3 separate regions of the Mus musculus genome follow, and regions 1 and 3 are each linked to region 2. Evidence: chromatin loops called from intact Hi-C (ENCODE). Cell type or tissue: heart. All regions are shown on one strand. Each heading gives the region's core, and the rest is flanking DNA. Links, peaks and the distances in the headings are about the cores only.

The links. Hi-C counts contacts between places; a loop is a spot of excess contacts. Peaks named below come from ENCODE experiments on the same cell type or tissue, not always from the same donor. Only the 100,000 strongest peaks of a DNase experiment are listed, where the experiment ranks them.
Region 1: it touches region 2 in a loop (3-fold over the local background); 6 of 42 quality-filtered maps call a loop at or near these places.
Region 3: a loop joins it to region 2, with 2.8 times the contacts of the local background. A loop is called at or near these places in 2 of 42 quality-filtered maps.

Annotation. Positions count from the first base shown.
Region 1 is chr5:57,942,675-57,951,047 of GRCm38, forward strand. All of the region lies in intron 2 of Pcdh7 (protocadherin 7), which reads left to right. Among named protein-coding and RNA genes, the nearest start is that of Pcdh7, 230 kb to the left of the region's middle. In heart, for the core only: no CTCF peak of the experiment used is centred there; no DNase peak of the experiment used is centred there.
Region 2 is chr5:57,709,666-57,718,038 of GRCm38, forward strand. 4932441J04Rik (RIKEN cDNA 4932441J04 gene) reads right to left here and starts at 8,254. Exons shown (of 5, transcript NR_015588.2): 1 at 8,181-8,254; 2 at 30-89. It also overlaps a transcript of Pcdh7 not described here. In heart, for the core only: CTCF peaks have their summits at 4,428, 5,402 and 7,001; DNase peaks (open chromatin) are centred at 5,516, 6,276, 7,256, 7,906 and 1 weaker place; H3K4me3 peaks cover 3,818 bases; H3K27ac peaks cover 3,524 bases.
Region 3 is chr5:57,764,729-57,773,101 of GRCm38, forward strand. The region is part of intron 1 of Pcdh7 (protocadherin 7); the gene reads left to right. Among named protein-coding and RNA genes, the nearest start is that of Pcdh7, 51 kb to the left of the region's middle. In heart, for the core only: a CTCF peak has its summit at 5,141 (motif pointing left); no DNase peak of the experiment used is centred there.

The DNA.
Region 1 (8,373 bases), core at 282-8,281, 230 kb after region 2:
TAACAGATGTGCAGTTCAGTTCTTGATGGTCCCAAACAGGAGCAGGGGGGGATCCCAACAGCTGTTGCCTATCTGTGTAATATGTTTTTCTAGCTGGGTTGCCTTGTCTGGCCTCAGTGGTAGAGGAAGCACCTAACCCTACAGAGACTTGATGTGTCATGGTGGGCAGCTACTCAGAGGGGGCCTCCACCTTCTTAGAGGAGAATGGGATGGGGGCATGGGTGAAGGGACTGTGGAAAGGGGAACCAGGAATGGGGGCAGTGATCATAAAATAAAAATACTTTTTAGATTTTAATTCAGATTTTAGTCTTCCTTGCATTTTAGAAGCATGGTACAAAAAAACATATTTTACTACCCCTATCACTGAGTTATAAAAACTTAGGTGTAAGCCAATTCACATATATCTGGATTTATATCCAAAATGCCAATCTGGTTAAACAGAAAGCATGGTAATTACTTGTGGAAAAACTTTTGTCAACTCATCTGGTGGCTTTTGAGGAAGATTGAAGTGTCTGTTGTGTTCAAGCTATCCCAAGATACCCTTTAATTCAGTGTATTACATTTTGAAAGAACTGGATCCTCAGGGCACAATCTAGGAGAGTCATGACTAATAAAACATGAATTCACAGTGATCTATGGGCAACACCCGTCCTCTTGATTTCCTCTTCCACTGGTGAAACTAGTCTTTCTGGCTCCTGCAGGGGCTTGCTTCGGAGATCTTAAGGCTCCTCATTTTGTCCTGTGACTTTCTCTGGCTCTTTAAGACATGTGACTACAATACTGCCTTTGGGCTAGGAAGACTGTTGGCAGATGTATTTACACAAAACTGAGTGTGTCTGTAAGTGTGGTTGTGTGGGAGAACTGTGTTTGCAGTCCTTAGAGCAGATGTATATTAACTGAACAATTCGCTTTTACTTATATATGTTTAGCTTCAGTTCAAAGACAATAAAGAATCTCTCTACTGTATCTAAGTATGTTAAAATGTCATCAAACCTGAAAAGGCAATGAATCTCAGACAAGGTGATTAATCTTTAATTAGTAACATACGGCTTCCTATCAAGTGATCACTGCTTGATTACACATCAGAAGGCCTCTCGCCAATGCTTCTATTTTTTATGTTTAGTGGTTTGGGCCTGAATGCAACAAATTTTCCTGCCATCACATCTGACTCAACAGATTGAGTTGATCATGCCCACAGGTATTTGTGTAGTTGGAGTGTTACATGTGAAGAATATTTCACCAATCCCTGTTTGAAAAACATGCAGTTACAGCCTATTTAGAGGTTCCTGTGTCAGAATTTTGGCCTCCATTTTCTTACAAATTTAACTACATCAATGGATTACTTTTAAATGTGTTGATCTGTGTATAATAGGTGTGAGCCCTGAGGATTGGTAATGTCAAATGTAGCAAGGTCACTAGCAGTGTCTTGAGTGAAATGAATCTTGTGTAGGGTCTGATGCATCCCGTGCCACTTAGATACGCATTCACAGTGACCTCTGAATTTGTAGAGGGCAGAGCTTCACATAGCTCTTGATGTGTGCATCTTTAGTGTACATGTTGAGTGAATGTTTACAGAGCAGTCATTTCCCCTCCCACATAAAGATGAAATTTTATCCTCACTTACTCAATGAAAGAGGTGGTTCCAAGAGAACATATTTGAATTAGGACATAATGGAGAAGCAATGTCCATTTCAAACTATCCCATCTGACCACAAGCAAAGAAGTTCAAACTGAATGCTTATCAGTTCAGACCTAGAAATCAGTTTGTGCCTTTTTCCTTTCTGTGAACTGGCAGGTACATAGGATACATGATCTTTTATGTTTTTGTCTTATTACTCATGGAATTTTTTAAAGTGGAGATGTAGAGATTAACGGCCAACAAAGTCAATGTTAGTAGGTCATGTTTGGATACTCCACATCCCTCTGGAAGACTTTTGCCTGTGTGCACAAGGAATCTCCATGACACAAAATGTAAAGGGGGCTCAATCTCTAGTGTAATTTAGTTCTCCATGATCTTTCTCCCTCCCTTCTTCCTTTCCTGCTTCTCAGTCCCTTCACTCCTCACCACTCCTTGGTAAGGTTGAGCTGAAATCTACCCTTTAACTTGAATCTGTTTATCAGTATTTTCTTTGGGAAAAGGAAAGCTAAATGCTACTTCTTTTCCAAATGAAAGTATTTTCAGACTTAAATTAAGGCTGGTACGATGTGAAAATGTGTAAATGTTTATTTATCTCTGTATATTTCATTCCTGGCTTATAGCACAACTCTTTAACTTTTCCATTACTTGGTTGCAAATTCTTTTCATGTTCTAGGTATTATAACTTTCCCGTTTATATCAGAACAATTTTTCCATACAACAAGAAATTCATGATGGGTCATTCTTTTTTTTTTTTTTTAACTCCTACTTAATGTGTTTGAAGAGTCTAGAAATTACCTTGATATCTCTTCAGACTTGAAAGGGAAACACAGTTCAGAATGATTCAAGACTTTGAATAGGTTTTTACATAAGTATGTGGGTCTTGACTGTAGGCAATATATAAATAGAATAAATATGGGTATAAAGTAGATTTAAGTTTAGAAACAAAAAGCAGTTTGGAAGACCTTATTCTTTATTATAGTGAATCTTTACCAAAATTCTAGCAAATTCAGCACTACAAAGATATTATTAAGTTAATGATAATGCCAGTGGAGAAAAAGAAAAGATTCTCTGAGTTCAAGTTATTGACTTAACTGACAATATGAGATCATCTGTAACAGTAAATTTCACAGAGGTCAAACTAGAGCAAAACAATAATAAAAAAACTGGGTAAGGCATGTGCTGTCAGAGCTGTACTAATAAAAGCTACTACAAAGTAAATTCTTCACTTATGCACACTCTTGCTTAATGCCAAATTGCTGTCAATGTCCCTTGGTGAGTTCTATTTATGAGCAGATTACAACACACTCTCAGAGGCCCTGCACATCTAACTCTCAGTGAGTGCCGACACAGAATATATGGTCTTCCTGGAGCTGTGAAATTTAATTAATTTGCTGGCAGAGTACAGTTTTCACGCCACATGCCTTTGCCCTGACCCTGCTCGGGACTTCCATTTTCAAATATGCTTTATATATTGTAAACCTATATCATCTTAATGAAACTTTTCCACATGGTAATTTCAGTGCTTGACTTAATTTTCTCAAAAGCGCCAGTGCCTACATAAATTCTTTTTTGCTGTAATACTAACTGTCATTTGCTAAGTTGCATGAATATATGCATGTCCCCCTCCAATTTTTGATATTCAGATCTCAAAGCATTGCCCTTTAGGTATCACATTAAATATAAGATTCTTAGGTAAATTTTAAAACAACAAGAAACCTCTATCTTCTTTGTCTCTCACATCTATTTGAGGTAAATGTCATGTATACTGTATTTAATATCTTCCACTTAGTACCATAAAGAGCAATATGGACCAAGGATGCTACTGATTAATCATCCCTTCAAATTCTCACCTACTGCATAAGTATACGTCTCTTGAATGACAACCCCTTCAATATTATTTCTGCTTTTTATAACATACGGAAGTCTAGGGATTTTAGAAATTGGTATTTTGCTCTAGCTTTGCCAATAAATGGACAGAAGTATGATTCGTCATCTGTAAAATGGAGAGGCTAAGCTAGTTAAGAGTGACTGTCAGTGAGACAAAGGGTTTTACTTTTATTTCTAAAGCTATATCCTTGAGAGGAATTCTAGAACTTGGTTTTACTCTGTGATGTGGAATAGTATGATCATGCAAGTAATTATCTCACTTTGCTACAGTTTTGCTTCAACATTTTTCCAAAACACCTATGAAAAAAGGAAATAAATTCATTGCTATAATTTTAGATTGTTGCATTTTACTATTGGAAATGTATGTATGCATGAATTACATAAACATGCATTCATATATGTGTGTGTTAGGTATTTAGATGTAAGTGTTACCAGTCATTGAGACGGTCTCCTCTGCCTGCCATATGTTAATGGGGAAATGAGAGTCCAGTCCTGGGGTTCTTAATGCAAGAATTTAAGAAAGAAAAAAAATCTAAAGGCCATTTTATTAGAGTTCAGAAGAAAAACCCCAGGACAGGCAAGCTTTAAATCTCAGCAGCTGCCATTAAAAAAAAAAAAAAAAAAAAAGGTGAAGAGGGTTAGAGAGAAAATCATCAAGCCACATGACAGACAAGCAGCCACATGTGGGTGACAAGGGCTTTAAGAAAGAAAGAACGAAAAAAAAAAACCTTAAACTCTGGACAAATGTAGAAATAAAGAGTCAAAGAGAAAAGAAAGGAAAGAAATAGGAGTTTCTGCTTTAGGACCCAGAAATGTTGGTACACCTAACAGAAACCTGTGGAGAGATGTAACAACTGCCCAGAGAGCAAGGAATTCTGGGAAGATAAACTGGTTTTTCTAAGTAAATAAATTTCCAGGTAAATATCTTTAATGTGGCTTATAGCAAATGAGAATTCTGAAGGTTGGTCCCTTTGGCACGGGAATTGACTAGCTGCAGTCGATTAACACTTATCGAAGGAAACTATCCTTTGTCTCCACCAGAAATAGAGTCTATTCTTTTGAAGAGAGTGAAATAGATTTTGGTTAATGGACATCCAATGGAACTCGTGTGTGTGTGTGTGTGTGTGTGTGTGTGTGCGTGCACAGACACTATAGTAGAGACAGATGAGAGAGTGATCTCAAACTTTGTTGTCTCTTCATTCTAGAAACAAATGACTGCATGACCACATGAGAAAATGTCTCTCCATGGAATTATATAATATAGTACTTGCTTTTAAAAATGCTCATTGAAAACTGATCTGTATAGTCAGTTGTTGATGGTCTGTACCTGAATTCCAGCACTCAGGGGGCATAGTCAGAGGGATCTCTGAGTTCGAGGCCAGCCTGATCTAGAGGGTGAGCTCCAAGACAGCCAGGGCTACACACTGTAACCATGTCTTGAAAACAAAGCAAAAATAAAGAAAAATCAGAAGGACAGGAGAGAGAGAGAGAGAGAGAGAGAGAGAGAGAGAGAGAACTCGTCCATAAAATAAACTATTTTGTTAATTTTACATCAATGAAGATGTTAATCTCTAAGTTGCATACCAATTTCTATTTCAATTATTAACATTCATAAGATAGAAAGTTAGACATAATGAACTCTACTGTTAATGCCATTTATCACCAGTCACATGGCAAACAAGCAGCCACATCCTGGGGAAAAACAGGCTTTAAAGAAAATGGAAAACAACCCTACAGAAAGACATGATACCAGCTATAACTCTGTACAGTCGTTTGCTGATTTGATTCTCAAGTTTTCCATTGGGGCCTATTATTATAAATTGTAATATCTCAACGAAGAAGTTGACTCCTTGGAGAACTCTACAATATCCAGAGACATTTTTACTCAGATCTGTTACTGGAACTAGAAAGCTGATAATTTCCTTGTGAGTACCTACTGCTCACCTTGTTATCTGTGGTCTAGATGCTCTTTATCTGCTGTTATATGAATGATAATCACATTGCTGCAAATGACTTATGAAAGTCATTTGCTTGATTATAGTCGAGCCATTAAGGTACAAAATATAAAGTCTTTGCAGAGAGTCTTATACTATTTTTCCTGGAGGAGATTATGAAAAAGTTGGTGAAAACTAGCTGAGGGAGGAAAAGAAAGCAAGAATGCAAGATGTAAGGAAGGAAGGAAGGAAGAAAGGAAGGAAGGAAGGAAGGAAGGAAGGAAGGAAGGAAGGAAGAAAGAAAGAAAGAAAGAAAGAAAGAAAGAAAGAAAGAAAGAGAGAAAGAAAGAAAAGAGAAGGAAGTATGGAAGGAAAGAAGAAAGGAAAGGAAAGAAGGAATGTAGGAAGGAAGGAAGGAAAGAAGAAAGGAAGGAGAGGGAGGGAGTGAAGGCAGGAAGGCAGGTAGAAAGAATGATATTGCAAACCCATTAGCCAGTGAGAGAAGTGTTAGCAAATATTCTAAATCTTTGTTATTGAAAGTATTGCAGTAGGACGCTAGAAGTAAAGATCTTATTTTCAGCTGAAGCTTTCTTTTGCATGAATGTACTGCATAGCGTCATAGCTTGTGTCACCGAGATGAAATAAAGCAGATAAACATTTCTGTACACAAGAAGCAAAACGCCACTGCGTGGCATGACCTGCTGCTTTTCTGGAAGAACATGGACGATGGTCGGCTGTTTGCAAAGTTTGACAAAAACAAAAATTCTTTGTAATCTACATTCGACTTCTTTTATAGAGGTGAAACCTGTAAGGAGAAAAAAAGGGGGTAGCTCAACCTAGAGAATCAGGAGCTGCCTAAGAAGTGCTTGCCACCACCACTCCTTCCCTCTGGACACGTTGCACTGCAGTGCCCTTCTGTTTGAGTTTATAGCAAACAAAACAGAGACAGTCACTGAAGATTCCCAGATAAACATTAAGCAGACATAACCATCATTATTTGTGCTTGTCTGTCCCTCTAATCAGCACAGCAGACATCAAGCAAACAAACAGAACGTCTTGTAAAGAAAACTCTTAGCACAGATGCATTAGCTGATGGCAGTAGGATATCAGTTAATTGAAGGGGATGGCGGATCCTCTTAGATGAGAGGACTGCACATTGTTCAGGGGTTTAATGCTTTGCATTCTTTCTTGGATATACTGGTTGAAAAGCTAGTGAGTTGAAGTAATGAAGTAAATGGTATATATATATTTCCTCAAAGCAACAAAGAAATTGGGACTACAGCTTGGTATCCTACGAAAATTCAACAAAAAAAAAAAAAAAAAAAAAAGAAGAAAAAGTTCAATCCAGCTCTATGTTTATAAATATAAATAAAGAGGAGGTTGGGAAGGGCAATAGTTTTGTGAGGGTGGTTTACAGTACATTTTTTCCAATAATGACTCCAAGGACATTTCTTTATATTTTAATTGGTTATCAAATAAAAAAGTTTGTATTTGGTATGTCTTTAAATATATGAATTAAACAGGTTTTGCCTCTGTTGTATATAATAATGTGTCTTCTATAAGGTGTCTTTTTTAGCACACTGAAATTCTAGTTTCTCATATAAATGAAAGCCAAGATAAATTTAAGCTCCTTCTGCCCACTGAGGTGGATAATTCTGTGTTAGCTTCAGGGTGAGCGAGAGAAAGAAGCAGGGCTCAAAAATTAAGGATATGTATTGAGTCACTTAAAATTAAAATTCTGACTATCTCTCAGAAATTGAAGACAGGAAGCGAGTATTTTCTTGTGTGAGAGGACAGAGAGAAGAAGGTAGAATAAAGCCAGGCAGAATAAGTGACATATTCTTGCAAAGAGCAATGAAAAAAAAAGGAAGCTTCAATGATTTTAATGGAGTTTGTTTAATGCTGTTGGTAGCTCTGCTTGCATTTTACAGAATAAGGCAAGCAGGTAAAGTGGAAGCAGAAAATTAGGAGTCCCGAAGGTGGAAGAAAAAGCCAAGGTGTTTTGCAGGATAAATTGAATTGATACAGTCAGACTGAAATAGGCAGCATAGCTATTGAATGTTGCCTGTCCGTACATCGTATCAACTACATATCAAACGAATCTGTGCACTGCCTTTGATGTTGGCTGAAGAGTACCAATACAATAGGATTCCAGGGAAAACACCCATGTGTGTTTGTGTATGTTTACAACCTTTACAAACTTTAAAGGGAAAGTCAGAAAATAAAAAGTGTAATGTTTTGCAATATTGTGTTTAATGAGTCCATTTTAGTTTGGGGAAGAGTATAGTGTTTTTTAAAATAAATTATACTTTTCTATTTTTGGCAATATTTTGACAAAATAAATTAGTTGATCATGGATTGTGAAATGGTTCATAAGTTAAATTTTCAATTTTTGGACATCATAATATATTTAAAGGTTATAATGCTTATTCTTTATATTTTTCAGAGATTTTAAAAATCATTCCCAATCTAACTAAGAAAAAGTAAATTCTATATTTTTATATTAATGACTACTTTTTTGGAAGTTCTCATTATAATGTGCAGAGTTCAAATTCATTCATTAAAGAATAATTAAAATAATAAAATTATTAAGTGGTAAAACCTAAAAGAAACATAACTAATGTACAATAAGGTATGCTTTATACATAACTATATTTTCTTCTACCTTTAATGGTAGTACATATAAAACAGTAGGAAAGTACACTTTAAAGAGCAACTTCAAGACTGTGTGACCTTTTGTGGTAATAAAAGAAGGCATTTTCTTGAATTTATTGCATGAATCTCAAAGCACTAGATTACCCAAAAAAGGTGGTTCCAAACTGAAGTACTGAGTCATGTGTAATGCATACTAGCACTGCACTTATAAGTTCATATGCATTTAGCTTTTACTTTCAATTAAAATTTATTTATGAG
Region 2 (8,373 bases), core at 53-8,052:
TGGAAGAGACAATAGTTTTATGACAGTACCTGAGCATCTTATCCAGGTCCTAATACTGCCGACTTTTCCACTTCTTCCATGAGACTTACCTAAGGGGGAGAGGTGCATGAGAGTTGAATTATTTGGGGTCTATTTTATTGTGAGGAACAAAGAGTGCACTTAAAACTCTGCAGCTGTGGATTCCCAAGTGTCATCAGCTGGAAGTAGATTTTTTTCTTTTTTTTTTTTTAATCTTTTTTTTAATTAGGTATTTTCCTCGTTTACATTTCCAATGCTATCCTAAAAGTCCCCCATACCCACCCCCCCCAATCCTAGATCTTTATGCTTCCCATGTTTCCTTAGCCATTTTAACATCAAAAGGAATCTCTCTCTCTCTCTCTCTCTCTCTCTCTCTCTCTCTCTCTCTCTCTCTCTCTCTCTCTCCCCTTTCCTTCCTCCCTTCCTCCCTCCCTCCCTGCCTCCCCCTCCTCCTCCCCCTCTCCTCCCCCCTCCCCCTTCCTCTCCCTCTTCCTCCAGAATTTTGCATGTCTTTGTCCGCTTTCTGAGTCTGGACCTTAAACGTTGATTCTGCTCTGACCCTCTTTTCGAGAACATAGCATAACACATCCAATGGCACTACACATTCTATGCCTCTATAGTTTCTAAGCTCACAAATTTGGTGCTGGGGAAATTCTTAAAAGCTGGTACATTATGGGCTCAATGCCACTTAACCATGAACAAAAGCAAGTGTGGATCCACAATAGTACAGCTTAACACATTCAATCCATATATATTGCTTTCTCAACTCTACCATTTGCAGAATCCTTTAAAAAGTGACCTAAAAAGCAGGTGGCATTTTAAACACCCTTTAAACCATAGGTGTGACAAGGAGGAGCCTGGATTGGAAGGAATTTTAGTTCTTAATCTCTTGTAACTGGAATTCTTACACTTAAAAGTATCAAAGTACTTGACTACGAAGCACCCCTCCCCAGTGCTGCTTGAAAATCTTGAGGATGCTGGTGTAAATGAGAACTGCTCTAAGTTCCAACAGTATCACAAGCTTGGGAGTAATTCAGGATGGATGGAACAAGGTTCATGACGACTAAGGAGAATATTTTGGGGAAGTGAAAGGAACACTGGCTTATAGAACTTTGAAAATCATGATTTTATAGGAAAAAATAAACTGGAAATGAGAGTGCTACCTAAAGTTAAAAGATACCTTTTCAAGTTCACTGTATTTTGCCCTCATCTCTGGTATTTTAAAGAAGGTTAGGAACAATGCTTTTTCTTTGTTGGATGAAAAGACAAGCTTTATAGCATGGGAAAGGCAGAGGTGGGTTCGACTTTTTGCCCTGCAAGTAGAGGGATATGATAAAGCTATATCTAACATCTGGAGGAAGAAGCCGAGAAACCTTCAGGAAAAGAAAAAGGAACCTAAATTCAGTGCTGAATTTGGGTGCACATTGATGACCAAAGAAACTATTACTAACCAAATCCGTTATTAACCATTGCTATCACTTACTTATAGAAAAAAATAAAAACCTAATGTTTTCTTAAATAATCAAACTGAATTCCCACATTTGCATCTTATAAGGCTGTGTGACAGTTATAACACTATTATAGGCAGAGTTTCTGCTTTTTTTCCCCAGTCAGTTGGAGACAATACTAAGAATTTGCTACACACACAAAACAGGAAATCAACGACAGAACCACAAATATAAAGACTTCTCTTTATACTCATATCCCACTGTCATCTGGCAATACTTTATTAAAAGCCTTGTTCAGGGTGTTAAACTCTTTAACGTTTCCAAATAAGAGAAATAGCTAACAATGCCCATGTAAAAAGCTATCAGGTGTGTGTGTCAACACTTTTATGAAAAAGTTATCTTGCAAATAGAACTGTATGTCTACCCATCACCGAATAGTATAACTGAGGTTTTATATGGTTCCTCAGATGAAACCTGTGGTGTCAATCTTCATAAAATCTTTTTAATCCACTTTATTTGGAAGGAGTCTTTAGATGAGAACTGAAACAAGCAGCTAAAATATAGTGCTGGTTTCCAAAGAGCATGCCTGTCTGAAACTCATTGATGATCCCTGGATATTGGTTCTAGTGAGATTAGTAAACAGCTTTTCTTACAGAGAGGTAAGCTATTTAGTTCAGCCAGCCACTCAATTCCCCTTCCACTCAAGTGGCTCAAAGCTAGCAAAGAGATTCATCCTGCCTGCAGGGGTCCCAGAACTGGTAGCTTAACTTAAGACTAGAGCGCAAGTCAGTGAACAGTCTCAATGATAATCGTTGGAAATTTCATGATTGCTAAAGTAACCAATTATTGTTTTAAACAATTCTGACCCAAACAATGTGGGAAATTAATATAAGGAATGGAGTTAGCATTTTAGAGCTAATTCATAGTTTTCAGTGGTTTCTTGTTCAAGCATGGTCATTTGTTTTAATGCAACCTTTACTTGGGTTATTTTAATGAGATCCTCCTCCCCTCAGATCATATATATATATATATATATATATATATATATATATATTACATATATATAGTTTATTTATATATTATATAGTTTATTTATATATGTTTTATATATATATTTTTTTTCATCAGTGTTAATTGCTTACAGTTATGTCTGAAGTATCCTGCATCTATAATGAAGAGATAGCACATGTCTCCAGTTCATCCTGCAGGCTGCACTGGCACATTCAAATTTGCCATAGTGACTGACAAGTAATAGCTTCAAGTGATGCTCAGTAGAATGCACTGCTTTTAAACTGCCAAAAGTCTTTCCCCAAACGCTTGCCTACATTTGGCAAAGTCCCTTTGGCTTTCCAAATTCAGATTGTTGAGAATGTGTGAAAAAAATTATAAATTTGAAATGTCCCATAAATTGTTGTAAATAAGGCACAATGTCTCTCTCAGTGTAATTAGTTGGACCTTTTTTAATGTGACGCATAAGTTGGAAACCTGTGTAGATCGAATATTTTTGGCAAATTAAAACGGTATAAATGGAAAAACAACCAACCATAAATCTTTGCCAATTTTAAAGTAGAAATCTTTTCTATCAAGTTTCTTAAATTATTTTAAAAACAGTCTAATGATGGATACTTCGCTCCTTCTTAGAATGGGGAACAAAACACCCATGGAAGGAGTTACAGAGACAAAGTTCAGAGCTGAGACAGAAGGAAAGACCACACAGACACTGCCCCACCCTGAGTTCCATCCCATATTCCACCAAACCCAGACACTATTGCATATACCAGAAAGATTTTGCTGACAGGACCCTGACATAGCTCTCTCTTGTGAGGATATGCCAATGCCTGGCAAATACAGAAGTGGATGCTCACAGTCATCTATTGGATGAAACACAGAGCCCCCAATGAAGGAGCTAGAGAAAGTACCCAAGGAGATAAAGAGGTCTGCAATCCTATAGGGGGAACAACAATATAAACTAACCAGTACCCCCCAGAGCTGTGCCTCTAGTTGCATATGTAGCGGAGGATGGCCTAGTCGGTCATCAATGGGAGGAGAGGCACTTGGTATTGCGAAGATCATATGCCCCAGTACAGGGGAATGCCAGGGCCAGGAAGCGGGAGTGGGTGGGTTGGGGAGCAGGGTAGGGGAGAGTATAGGGGGCTTGGGGGATAGCATTTGAAATGTAAATGAAGAAAATATCTAATAAAATGCCTTAATTAAAAACATTCTAATGAAATATAAAAATCACATAGTTTACAAATTAATGTTTATATAACTAAATTTTATCTGCAAGGATATATTTTTTTTAACCTTTGAAAACATGGTATCACACTGGCCTTGTGTCTGTGTTTTACAGTTAGCCAATAGGCTGTAAGAATCAGTTTTGTGCAGCATCTAACTTGTTTTCTTTTACTTCTGTAATGTATAGCTTACATACAAGATTTAAATAGCAGAGAAGATGTTATTTCTTGGCTAGAGACCAATTAAGTAACCACTGATGGAAGCAGTTGCTACCTGCCTAAAAGGAAGTCTGTGGTTTCCTTATTTAAACTGCTGAGTTTTAATGTCCATCAAAAGGCTGTTATCACAATGAATTATTCAACCATTTCAGTCTCCCACACTTTAGTACTACAACCATGGATTTCAAGCTGAAAAAAAAATGTAGCCAAAAGTCTCTACCCAAGAACTCGAATCGTTTTTTTCTGATTGTTTGTTTGTTGCTTTTGTTTTTGGTACTAGACATTTACAGATTGTTATGTCTGCTGTTTAAAAGTATATGCTTAATGGGTAAGTGTTTATAAATACTGAGAAAGAAGACTGACATATTAAATTTACCAAAAGTAGCTAGGACAATCGCTGATGACGTAGGAACAGCCCGCAGCACCTGGAAGAGGGCCTGGAAGAAAACCTTTCCTTAAAGATGAAAGGTCACTGCGTTTGGAGATGTCGGGTGTCATTTCCACTGTTTGTCCCTTGGTGGAGTTCTTGAGTCACTTTCTCTCTTTCCCGTGTACTTAGTGCTTTATATTTCTCTCCAGGACTGGCTAGCATGTTTACTGTATTTAACCTTTTTCTCGCATTCTTGTGAATAATAGAGCGTCTATTATAAATGAAAGACTCCCGACCCTGAAACCCTGCCGCTGGCACTTGCTTCTTAGCCTTACTGAAAACTTTGTTGTCCTTACTTTTTTTTGCCAGTCTTCATTTTTAAAAGGCTTAAGCCACTTAAGGGACCCCCAAATACTATCCCTGCCACCCTGCTCTGTCACCAACGTTCTTAACTGAAAAAGTACTTGAACTGTTAAGTTTGGAGGACGGTGTTTGGCAAAGAAAAGCACTCCGATTTTTCTTTGACATATATTAGCATGGGATATCTGGATTTTAATTAATTTCATTTTTATGTCTGCTTTATTTTACATGTATGCTTATCACGGGGCATTTCCTTTTAAATAACAAAGAAAAGATCGTAAACGTTTCAATCTTCCCTAAAACATTTTGCTCCCTCCAAATGATGACGTCCTGTTACTGATGAAGGCAGTCTTTAGAACACTACTCCTTTTCGGTTTTGTCTGCCAGAGAAGCCGCGGCGGCGGCAGAAGCAACTGCAACCTCTTTAATTTCTTGCAGCCGGTTACACTTTTTGATCCCATTTCCTCGTGAACCTTGCCTCTCAGGTTGAGACGATAAAAGCAGCCTCGGGTGTGAGAGACCGGGTGGGGTCTGTGGGTGGGAGCGAATCCGGATATCACATTCCCCTGGTGAGGTCTGCTACTGGGAGGATTAAGTCCCTGGGTTCCATTTAATGAAATTGCTGAGCACTTGTGACACTAGCTCTAAGACTGCGGAAATGGGGCGGGGGGGGGGGGGGGACGGGACTACTGCTCGCCTTCATTCACCCTGCACACGGGCTGGAGGCTACAGCAGTGGTGTGAGCGCCCAGACAGGGGGCGGAAGAGGATTGGGAGCAACGGCCGCCGCAAGGGCGCTAGGAGGGTGTCACCCCCTTTACCTCCCTTTACCCCACTTTACCCCCCTTTACCCTCTTCCCGCCCATTCCATTCTCGTCCACAGGAACCGCTGGGGGAGGGGGAGGCGGCAAAGGAGCTGCCACTTCTCTGGCGGAAAGGTCGGAGCTGGCGACTGGTGGGGGAGGGAGCAGAGCAAGGTTTCCCGGCCCAACAGCAGCCTGGCCGCGCTGCTATCCATGCAACACACGTCGGACCCATTTCCCACGCTGGCTTGGCTCCGCGGCAGAGTCGGTGGGGATAAGTGGGGAGGGCGAGAGGAGGTTACCTCCCTCTCTCAGAGGAAACCACTACAGTGTGAAGGACGCGCTGCACCCCTGTCCCCTAATCGTCGTGGGGAGGAAATATATGCAAACTCTAGGCAAGAGTAGACCACGCAGTCCCTCCCTCCACCCTTGTCAAGAGCGGCGGGAAAATGCTTGAAGAGGCAGAGGAGGGTTATTCAAGTTTATGGTCTGACAAGGGAAGAGGGAGTGCATAATGTCTTTCTGCCCACACGATTGCTTGAAGTTTGCAAAATTCTAGTAAGGCGATGAGGGGAGTGAGTGCCACACTACCACGCATCGGAATGCACAGCGCAAAGCCTCGCAGTGGAGGTGACGTCCCCCTTCCCATTCCAGTCTGGATCGGGAGAAAGCTGGCATTCAGATAAACCTCTATTCTTCCAAATGTGAGGGGGACATCGCGTTACTGCCACTTCGTCGGCCGCTGAGGCGCTGCGGCGCCAGCCCCCTCCTTCAGACTGCGGCGGTGCGCACTGAGCCTGCGCGCCAGGCTTTTCTCGCTGATGCTGCAGATACAGAGCTGAGAGCTCTGGTGGCGGCGGCCGGAGGGTTACGGGGAAGGCCGTTCTCGCCGAGGAGGAGGAGCCACCCCTCCCGGAAAGATGCTGCTTTATGGGACAGGGAAATATTCGTTAGCTCCTGGCACATACTACTCACGGTTCCGTCCTCCGCGCTTCCACCCCCGCCCCTCCTGGGAGAGCTTTTGGAAACCACTGTCGCTCCCCCGCCCCCAAACACACTCCTCGCCGCGCTCCTCCAAACAACCGCGCGCTTCCTTTGCTCCTAGACTTTATTGGTGTTTGACTTATTTAAGTCATTCTGCCTCCTCTGGTCTCAGAGTAAAATTGATTCCGTGAGCATTAGATCGGGCATGCAAATTCGTCTTTAAAGGAACCCTTAAATTCCTAGCAACATTCTCCGAGATAGTAAGGACCCGACACAAACTCCACCTACTACCTTCGTCTTTTCTTAATCTTTCGGTAGAGGGTCTTTATTTTGACAGTGTGAAATACATGAGAAGTGGGCTTCGGTTCGAAATACACCACCAGCCCTGAGATCTGACTTGGCAGACTGCGGTGGTCATGAGTGAGAACCGGGGAAGCCTCACGCCCGGGAATGGCAGGGAGGATCACGAGGCACAAAGTCAAAAGGAGAGAAAAGAGGTTAAGCATACTCGGTACACAAAGTTGCCATTAAAGTTTATTTCCCTTATATCCAGATAGGTGACGCTACACTTTGCCGGTTACTAAAAGCTGCAGGCTCTGCTTAGAAAATAATACCCAGGCTTCTAGCATGTGTTTTATTCCCCAGGCGCGTGCACACACGGTCTATCCCCAGTGAGAGCCGGATGACAGGAATTCCAAGCATTTAAACAAAGGCAGGCATTCTCCCCTCCCCAACCCAGACCTCCAAAGTCTGGGCTCCAAAAAAGGATCCTCTCTGGCTCTCGTTGGAGTTTGATGCTCTCTCTTCACTACTGCAGCCCGTCACGGTTTGGCAGAACACAAGCTTGGCTTTCGGAACTCAGACATCGACCTCAGCCTACCAGTAGCAATTCACTAACCCAGATGCTAAATTGCGAAACGAAGACACGTTGCGGGTGGGAGTTGGGGCGGGAGGGGGGCATCGTCTGAGGGTAGACGTGGGAGGAAGGTATACTAACACCCTCACTTCAGCTCTTACCCACGCAGCCGGGTTTAGTCTACCAGCCCTAGAGGGGGAAAAAGAATCACCCCACCCCCACCCAAACTGCCTAAGGAGACTAGACTTTGGCTTATCGGGGCTGAGATTGGGCAGTTCTCAGTCGGCCCCACGAAGCGAAGCCTGGCTTCGGTGAGCGCCGCGGCTGGCTAGTCCTTCCTCCCGCCTCCCTTCCCTGGGCCCTCCTCCCTGGTTCTCTGCAACTGTGTAGTTTCGGATACCGCCGCCGCCGCTGCAGCGTCGGAGTCAAGTCTGACTCCGGAGCCCGCGGGCTTTCCGCAACAACCACCAGTTTATGCAAACTTGCGGGTTTCCGGCTAGTGGGTAGCGAGAGTAGGAGCTTCCCCGGAGCGATTCGGTGTCTCGGAACAGCCACAGCCAGAGAGGCGGCGGGAGCGCGCGCACCAGACTCTGCTAGACGCGAAAGCGGACGAGACAACTGCGGAATTCACCCGCCGCGCCAGGGCACTTCCGAGACAACAGCCGACTGGCACTTTTTCTCCCTTTGGCAAACTAGATTTTTTTTTTTTAAGCTACTTGGCAGCTCTGTTTGACTCCACCTCCCCCTCCACCCCCGCCCCAGTGGCTTTGGCTTTTCTTTGGAAATCCGGACAGAATTGGGCATCTTTGTTAATTGCCGTTAGGAGTGCCCGGTCGTGAGCTTTCACCGGGCCAGTGTCGCGCGGATGCACGGAGCCAGGCTTGCTCACCTTTGAACTGCAAAGGGATCAAGTTCAGCTCGAGTTCCCCGCATTGAGACTGGAAGAAGCTGAGAGACTGTGCTGGAGAGAGTGAGAGAGGGGGGGAAAGGGGAAAGGAGAGGAGGGAGGAGAGAGAAGAGGAGGGAGGAGAGAAAGAGAAGGAGGGAGGGAGGGGAGGGATCGAGAGAGAGCGGGGAGAGAG
Region 3 (8,373 bases), core at 282-8,281, 55 kb after region 2:
GATACAAGATTTAAATATACTAAGATTTAAATGATGTTAATTATTTAAATATATTATATCTGGCCTGTATTGTCTACATCTTTAATTTTAAAAAAAAACTGTTTTACTTATTCACTTTACATCCCACTCACTGCCCCTCTCTTGGTTCCCTCCTCCTACACACACACACACACACACACACACACACACACACACACACTCACACACAAAAGCCCTCTTTCTACCTCCCATTCTTTTCTGAGCAAGTAGGAGCCTCCCTTGGTATAACCTCACCCTGGCACTTCAAGTCTTGTCTGCATCTTTTTATTTGTTAGTATTTATTTATTTAGTGTGTGAGTGTGTGTGTATGCGTATGCATGCATGTGTGTATGTATGTATGTCTGTATCCATGTGGACACAGGTGTGTCAGATGGCAGCACTCAGTAGTTGGTTTTCTCCTTTCACATCTGGGCTTGCATGATAGCTCTCAGGTCATAAGCCTGGTGGCAGCAACATTTACCTGCAGAGCCCTCTCACCAGCACCAACAGGATGACTTTTAAATCTTTATTTTCTAGCCCTGAGAGTCTAGAGATTAGTCAATGAGGATCCCTTCTTACAAGCATACCCATAGCAGAACTCAGACTGGAGTCATAGTCCTTTACAGATGATTTCTCAGAAAGCTCTCTAAACAATTCAGGGTAAACTCATTTGAATATCAAGCACTCTCCTCAGCTGCTTACAGGAAATCGTCTATGGCTGTAGCAGGTAAACATGGAAGCAGGGGGAGAAACTTATAATGCGGAGGGCACATTCATTAGCCAGCCAGAAAGTCAGCGTTTTAGCAAGGAGGGCTGGTACTCCTGGGGATAGCTGTCTAGTCAGAAGGAGGAAATGTAATCCCAGGGGACTCTGTTAGCCTGGGACTTCAGGATCAGTTCTGTTTTTGATCTCTGCTGTTTCTCAAATCCCTTTTCATTAATGATGAAATAGGGTCTCAATAATCTAAAAGACCATTTGGAAAAAGAAACTGAAAGTTTATTCTGTTCACCTTGTAGTTGTTTGGTACCCAGCCTCCTGTCGCTTTACATTTGTACGTTTGCTTGCCCTTTGGCACATGTGCGCATTTCAAACCACTAAATCATCACATAACATCTCTCTACTATTTGGAATGAAATTAAGATGGCGTGGGGGGAGTTTGTGAAGTAGGAATTTTCACACAATTTCCCAATATCTAGTTTCCCACCTACAACATGTTTCTTATCATTTAATTCATTATTTTAACAAGCCATATATGTATTTTAAAAGCACTTAATACCAGAAACATGTGCTATGTTAAAGACAGCTATATTCTATTTTAAGTAGTAGCACAAGAAAAACATACAGGTGTAAGGATCTTGATATGGTTCCTAAGTAAACATCCTTGAACTCAGATGCCATTAACTCATTTTTCTAATAATTTTTTAATATTTAAAATCTATGATTTAGAATTCAGGTTATAGGAAACATATTTTAGAAAATATTCACTCAAAATTGCTAATTTGTGCTTAATAAGTATGTTAGCATGTAGAGCAAACTGATGTGGGCATCAACCATCCATCCTTGTATATACTTTTAAGACATGATTCAAGAATATATATCATAAACTATTTACAGTTTATAGTTTACCGTAATGGTTTTATCTATACAATAGACCATAGTCAGTTCATGACAGCAGACTTTTTCCTCAAATACATAGAAGTAACCATTACTGCAAAATCTTCATGTGACATTATTAAATGGAATGAAGTTTGTGAATGAAACTGGTGAGTTTTGAGATATCAGCCTTGTGATTTGCTGTAGGAGAGGAGCACGGAAGTCAAGTTCTACCTAATATGATGGACATAGTGAATGTTTGGCCTTTTTACTCACCTGTATCACATGTATATTTTATATAAGAAACATCCTTTGCAAATGAGGTAGCTCTCTTGAGGGACACAGATTGTAGGGCGTGGGCCACTTAGCACATTTTGTGGTACTTGCATTTATGTGTGAACAATGTAATGACACCTGTCAGCCAGCACATCTCATTATCTGCATATTGCTTCTGAAAACTGGCCAGAAAGATAAATTTAAGGCCATAATATCAGAGAATCAGCTTGAATAATTCCTACTACCTTCATATATAAATTTCATTTTGTCACCTCAAATCAAAAAAGGCCTCATGATGACATCTGATGTCTTTGTGTGTTGTGTTCCTAGCCTTCTGTCCTGTAATTGTGGCTCAAATTGTTCTTACGGAGATTTCTATAATGCATGAATTTTGAGTTTTCACTTTGTTTGTTTCTTTAGGCTCAGGTACCTTTGGCTACCTTCGACCTGCACACAAAATTTTCTTCCTACTGATTTTGTTCACAGGTTTTAAGTTAATATTTATAGTGAAGATAATCATAAAATTCTGTGACCCTGCGGAAAGATTCTTTTCTTCACTCACATTTGCAATTGTCTTTCTAGCTATTGGAATTTGAGAATCTAAATGTGAAATCTAAGACGTCAAGAATAAATAGAAGTATATGTGATTCCCATATACTTACACAGTAAACCTTTTACCTTGTTTTCCAGTGTGATTGTGATGGCTGCAGGTGGGTGACAGCGCTGGGTGTTTTAATAGTTGAGAGAGTTGAAAAAGGTACCAGAGGAGTTGAAGCAATAATGACTTCAGATATTCAGGCTGATTAATTAGACTTCCTCCCCCACCCATTGCTAGTGTTTTTTACAGGATGGCTGTCTGTTCAGCTTAGGCAATGCGTCAGTCAATGGGGTGGGCCAATTATCTAACTTGCATATTTATAATTGGGAGGGAGTAGGGAAGATCCAAATTGCCTTGAGACCCAAAAAGGAACCAAATGACGCTGGTTAAGAGGCACTAGTAGGCTTTGATAAGACGTCACAGGAAGGAGTGGTTGGGGATATAGTCCCAGAGGAATCTTTCCTTTTATAAGAAAAAAGGGAAAAAAAAACAAAACAAAACAAAACAACAACAACAACAACAAAAAACCAAACCACTGTTACAAGTAAGATGTAATTTTTCAACTATAAGAAATTAAAGTAAGATGTTTCTATATTATTTTGAAGTACACAACCCAATTAAAGTCTTAATTAATATTTTCTCTCTCCTAAGTATTCATTTGCAAAACAAATTGGTTTAAGATTTGTAATGTGTGATAAAGGCAATGAGACGAGGTTTAGCTTGCTTTGATACCTCTGATTGTGCATAGAAAGAAAACACAGTTTTTAATCTACTAGGAGCTGCTATCTTTCTAAATGTCATACAAGTGATGTTATTTGTAGAAATACGGTAGTGTGTCCATAAATAGTGGACATAGGAATACATGGGACACGTCACTAAACAGTGTACTACTTAAGCAATAAAACAAAGAGTAAATTTCTTCTTCATTGAAGAAACAGTTAACTTTGTTTTATTACCTCCTCTTTCTTTTTTTGTCAGGCTGAGACTAAAGTAAAGAGCTTTGTGCCTGGAGAGTCAAGCATTTGGCCACTGAGCTACATCCCTAGCCATATAGAAATTTTAAATGATGCCTTTATATTTGTAAGACGAGTGTGTATAAAATTAGAGGAAACTAGGAAAGGGGTAGCATTTGAAATGTAAATGAAGAAAATATCTAATAAAAATATATTTAAAAAAGTGCTGAGCTGAACCAAGTAATTCTCTTAAGTTAAATTTAAAATGCCTGTTGTACGTACATCTTTTATCTGTAAAGGACGGTCATGACTGTCAATATATTCTCGACTTTCTTGTAATCCCAAATTAACTTTTAAAATTAATATTGGGTTGTAAATAGTTTCCCCAATAGGATTCCCCATAGTAATAACGCGTGGCCACTGAAGCCTATACATCCCTTCCCCCCACCTGTTAAACTCAGCATGGCCATACTTTTAATGATACACTATGAAGTCATGGGTCATTAACAGGAAAGACAAACCCCATTTCTTGAGGATATAGCCTTTGTTTAATATGTTATCAAGTAAGAATTAGCAGTCGGCAGTCATCCACTTCAAACTATGATCTAATCGGAACTGGAGAGCTGAATCAGAACCCTGGTGATTAGCTCTTAGTTAGTAGCAAGCTCCAGGGAAAACTTCGGTGCACAGGAAGTAACGATAATGATTCATCCCACAGTAGCTGCAGGCACAGGGCAATGCAGAAAGGATCTTCTAACGGAGTGGCTCTACTTTTCTGACGATGTGACTCTTTAATACAGATCTTCCTGTTGCAGTGACCCCAACCATAAAATTATTTTCATTGCTAAATCAGAACTGGAATTTTGCTGCTGTTATGAATCATAATGTAAATCGCTGTGCTTTTCTAATGCTTTTAAATGATTCCTGTGAGATTGTCTGTCAATTTCCCAAGGGGTCGCGACCCTCCAGTTGAGAACCTCTTCTCTAACTCTTCTACGTTTTGCCAGCAGCAGTCCAAGGTACATATTTAAAAAGGGTGCAGAGGTAGAAACACAAAGTGTGATGGCTTGTTCATAAAAATTCAGTGTCTGACCAAAAAAAAAAATAAGTAAATAAAACTCTTTCTTTCATTCTGGCTGGAAATCCTTAAAGCTTTGCCCATAGTGAGGAAATCCTTTGTCTCCTCCAAGGTCCCGAGTGTGAAGAGTTTTAGAATTTAAGCAAAGCATTAAAATCGGAATGTAACAGCAAGGGTGACTGTAGGGCCTTCCTTGCATTTTAGAATTCTTAAACTTTCGAGAAAAACTTTTGCCTCATTCTAAAGCAAACATTTAGACGGAAGATGTAAGTGATCTTAAATTAAAATCTTCAGAGAAGCAGGCAGAACTCCAATTCTGGTTGCCTCATCTGCCCTTGTTGAGTGTACTTTTTATCTGTGGAACATGCTATCCACTTCACTTTTCCAGCAGGCTTATTATCATGAACCCCATGGCTCTCAACTTTTTCATAGTCTTTGACGTTAATAATGGGATGCGTTGTGGCACCATGGCGTTGAGAAGGTAGGAGTTGGGTAGAGAGATGGCTCAGCCTTGAAGAGCACTGGATGCTCTCACAGAGGACTGGAGTTAGCTTCCCAGCACCCACATCGGGCAGCTCATGACTGTCTGACTCCTGCGCCAAGGAATCTTACGCCCTCTTCTGGCCTCTGAGGGCTACTGCACTTACCAGTATCAATCCCCACAAAGACACACATACGTATTATATGTATACATATGTATAACTTATATGTATACATACAAGCTAGACATATGTATACATACAATTAAAACAAAGTAAATCTTAAAACAGAAGTAGGAAGGGATGTTTTAAGTTGTACTTTTTCCTTCTAGCTTTGAATATTTTATTCCTTATCCATATAATTATGTGGCTGCCCATTACACTGGATACATTAGGAACTTCTGTAGATGTAGCAGTCTTATCTGATTCCATGTAGTGGTACAGATAGGATAGCTTCAGGTACCTGTATGAAACGCACATTTGTTTTTAAAAACAGGTGATCAATTTAGCATTGATTTTAAACGACTGTGACTCTACTCCCATACATTATTTAAAAATCATTGAATCTAGCGAGGCACCCAGATCGAGGTCAAATAAATGTTTGCCTAGCCCTTTTGGTAAAGACTTTTTTCCTGATGATTCTGAAATTAGAGGTCTGCTTTGTGTGTTACTGAGCTTAGACAAGTAGAGTTGTGAGTTTCTATGTATTTTTTGAGAAACCACTTTCGGGGATGCAGGCTGGGCACCAGGACTTCCTGCACACAGCTAGCAGAGCCACATCTGCCTCCAGACTTGCTGACTTGGCTGAAGAGTGGGCCCCCCCTTAGGTCCCGCTGCCAGATCAGGTGTGGAGACACTGCAGAGCTGTCACTCCGCATGGTTTCCTGCAAGTCAGCTATCTCCTTCCCATCTGTGTTGATATTCTTTCATTGCATTTTTCCCCCTGCTTGTCTGGCATGCATATATTTGTCTGATAAGTCTCAATTTGGATCCAAGGCTTGCCTTCCCAGTTGTCAAGCAAAAGGGAGTTTCTCTAAGCCTATATCTGTCCTTTAATTGTGCTTGCCATTATGACATAATCCCCCTACTTTGAGGTATTTTATGATATCCAGTGTATATTAGCATCATTTTATAAGTTCCATTTAGACTTGAGGATCTCATTCCATTAAGATCCACAAAACTGCAAATTTTATTCACATTAAAGTTTAAATAATAGACTACAGAATTACACATGGAGTGGCTCTTTCAATTTTACAATGCTCTCTTAAGCTAAAAAGTCACCTTTCCTCCCTTTTACATTTCAGCTGGAATTGTCGATAGTTTTATTGTTGCCATTCTGAGGAGCTGCCTTGCAAAGTCAGGGCTACATTTCCTAGGTGTTATTTTTAGTGTATAACAGTTTTTATGTAGCAAAAGCTTGATTATTTGTAAACCCCCCCCCCACCATTAATTGGTGTTTTCAGCTATAATCTTGATTATGCAGCTAAAATTTTGCTTCAAGTGTCCAATCCCACAGGCTTGTACTTGCAAAACACCCCTTGAGTTTATTAAGAGCGCTGTACTCACAATGGCCAACGGAGCGGGCTCAGTGGGTAGCCCGAGCTGGAAAATGAAAGGGCGGATGATTCAAGTGCACTGTGCTCTGATTAGAGGGCCACGAGCTGCTTCAGTCTCTTGCAGATTAACATCATCCCATGCTCTGTTTTCAAACAAGCAATATCTGTTCTAAAAGCAGATCCCACAGAGCTTGCTAATGCACTGAGTTCCAGTGGCCCTGGCTTGAGATAATACATCAGTTTTCCTTTCTTGTAGGGAACAAGTCAGTATGGCCTTCATGTGTGTTGGCAGGTTTCCTTAGTTATGGGAATGTGGTGTGAAATGGTTTATAACTTCCTGCTTCTAAACTGTAAGAAAGAGCATGAGTGTCTTGGCCTGCTAATGAGAACTTTTGGTGTGGAAAATGTTTAGTGATGTAAATGGAAGGACGAACAGGATGCTCAGGAGGGAAGAACGTGAGTTCAGGTGTCTGTTTTCATTGACTTCAGGAATTCTAATCGAGTGCCTTCACCTTAAAAATATTTGTACGTTCCAGTATAATGAACATTAAAATCTGTGTTTCAGAGGATTATAAACTGAACTATTGGATCTGAAAGTATGGGTAGCAACTCCTTGGGGGTAGCACGACAGATATCTGATATCCTCCTGGATATCAGATACTTACATTGCTATTCATGCCAGTAGCAAAATTATAGTTATGGAATACCAACATAAGAATTGTATGGCTGGGGGTCACCTCAACACAAGGAACTGTATTAAAGGGTCACAGCATTAGGGAGGTTAAGGATCGCTGAACTTGACACTGCTCCATCTTCCTGTGATTAGTCCTAGGGAAATGAAATCCATCTTCCTCCTTGAGAAGTTGGAAAACTGGACAGATGGTCATGCAACAACTCTAATGGTCCAGGAATTGCACCCTAAGTTGTACAGAGAACCAAATTCTGAGCAGAAAATGTCCATATTTTCTTTGTCTTTACTATGGCAAAACAAAACAAAACTCAAGAGTGATGGTTCATCTAGTGTTTCCGGATCTGAGGCAGGAGGAATAATGTGAGTTCCTGGTGGTGTCAAGTACAAAGTGTGACCCTGTCCCAGTAAGTATTAAACAAGTAAATATATATAAACAGAAACGCTACAATCAAAAATATTATTAGCAAAGAGGCTATAGAAGAGATTTGCTTGTTTGTATCTATGTCTAAGGAATCTTCTACCCTAGGACAAATGATTAAATAGCTTCTTTCTAATCTTAGGCATTTTAAAGTATAAATATGAAACTGCATCTTTCCAGATTTGTGCAGGTCACATGCAAAAACACAAACGTCATTTAATCATGGTCTATTTATTTAACTGTTCTAAACAGAAAGTATGTGCTATTTGATTTATTTTCACTATATGGTAATAATATCCATATTTTTTACTTGTAATCTTCACTTATTATCTTGAGAAGGGATTATAATTTAGCCCTAAGATACTTAGAATTGAGCACATTTAAACTGCTTTAGCTCTGAGAAATGCCTTTTTCTTAAATTAAGATTATGGAAAAACCTCAGAATTTTTTTTCTTCAACAGAAACAAAACAGGACCTTCCAGAAATGCTTGTGTCTGGGATCCGATCCAAAAGTGTTTAGCAGTTTGGCGGTAGCCACCTTTGGAAAATCTATCTTTTTCTTCTTCTATCTGGACCTGGGGAAGTAATCAGAGTGTCAGTGGTCAAAGAAAGAGGGTAACAGTTGGTCACTTGTATGTCCCTGGCATATAAAATTTTTGTTCTCTTCCTCAGGATCCTTGTTAAAGAATAGAAAACATGGAAAACCATATAC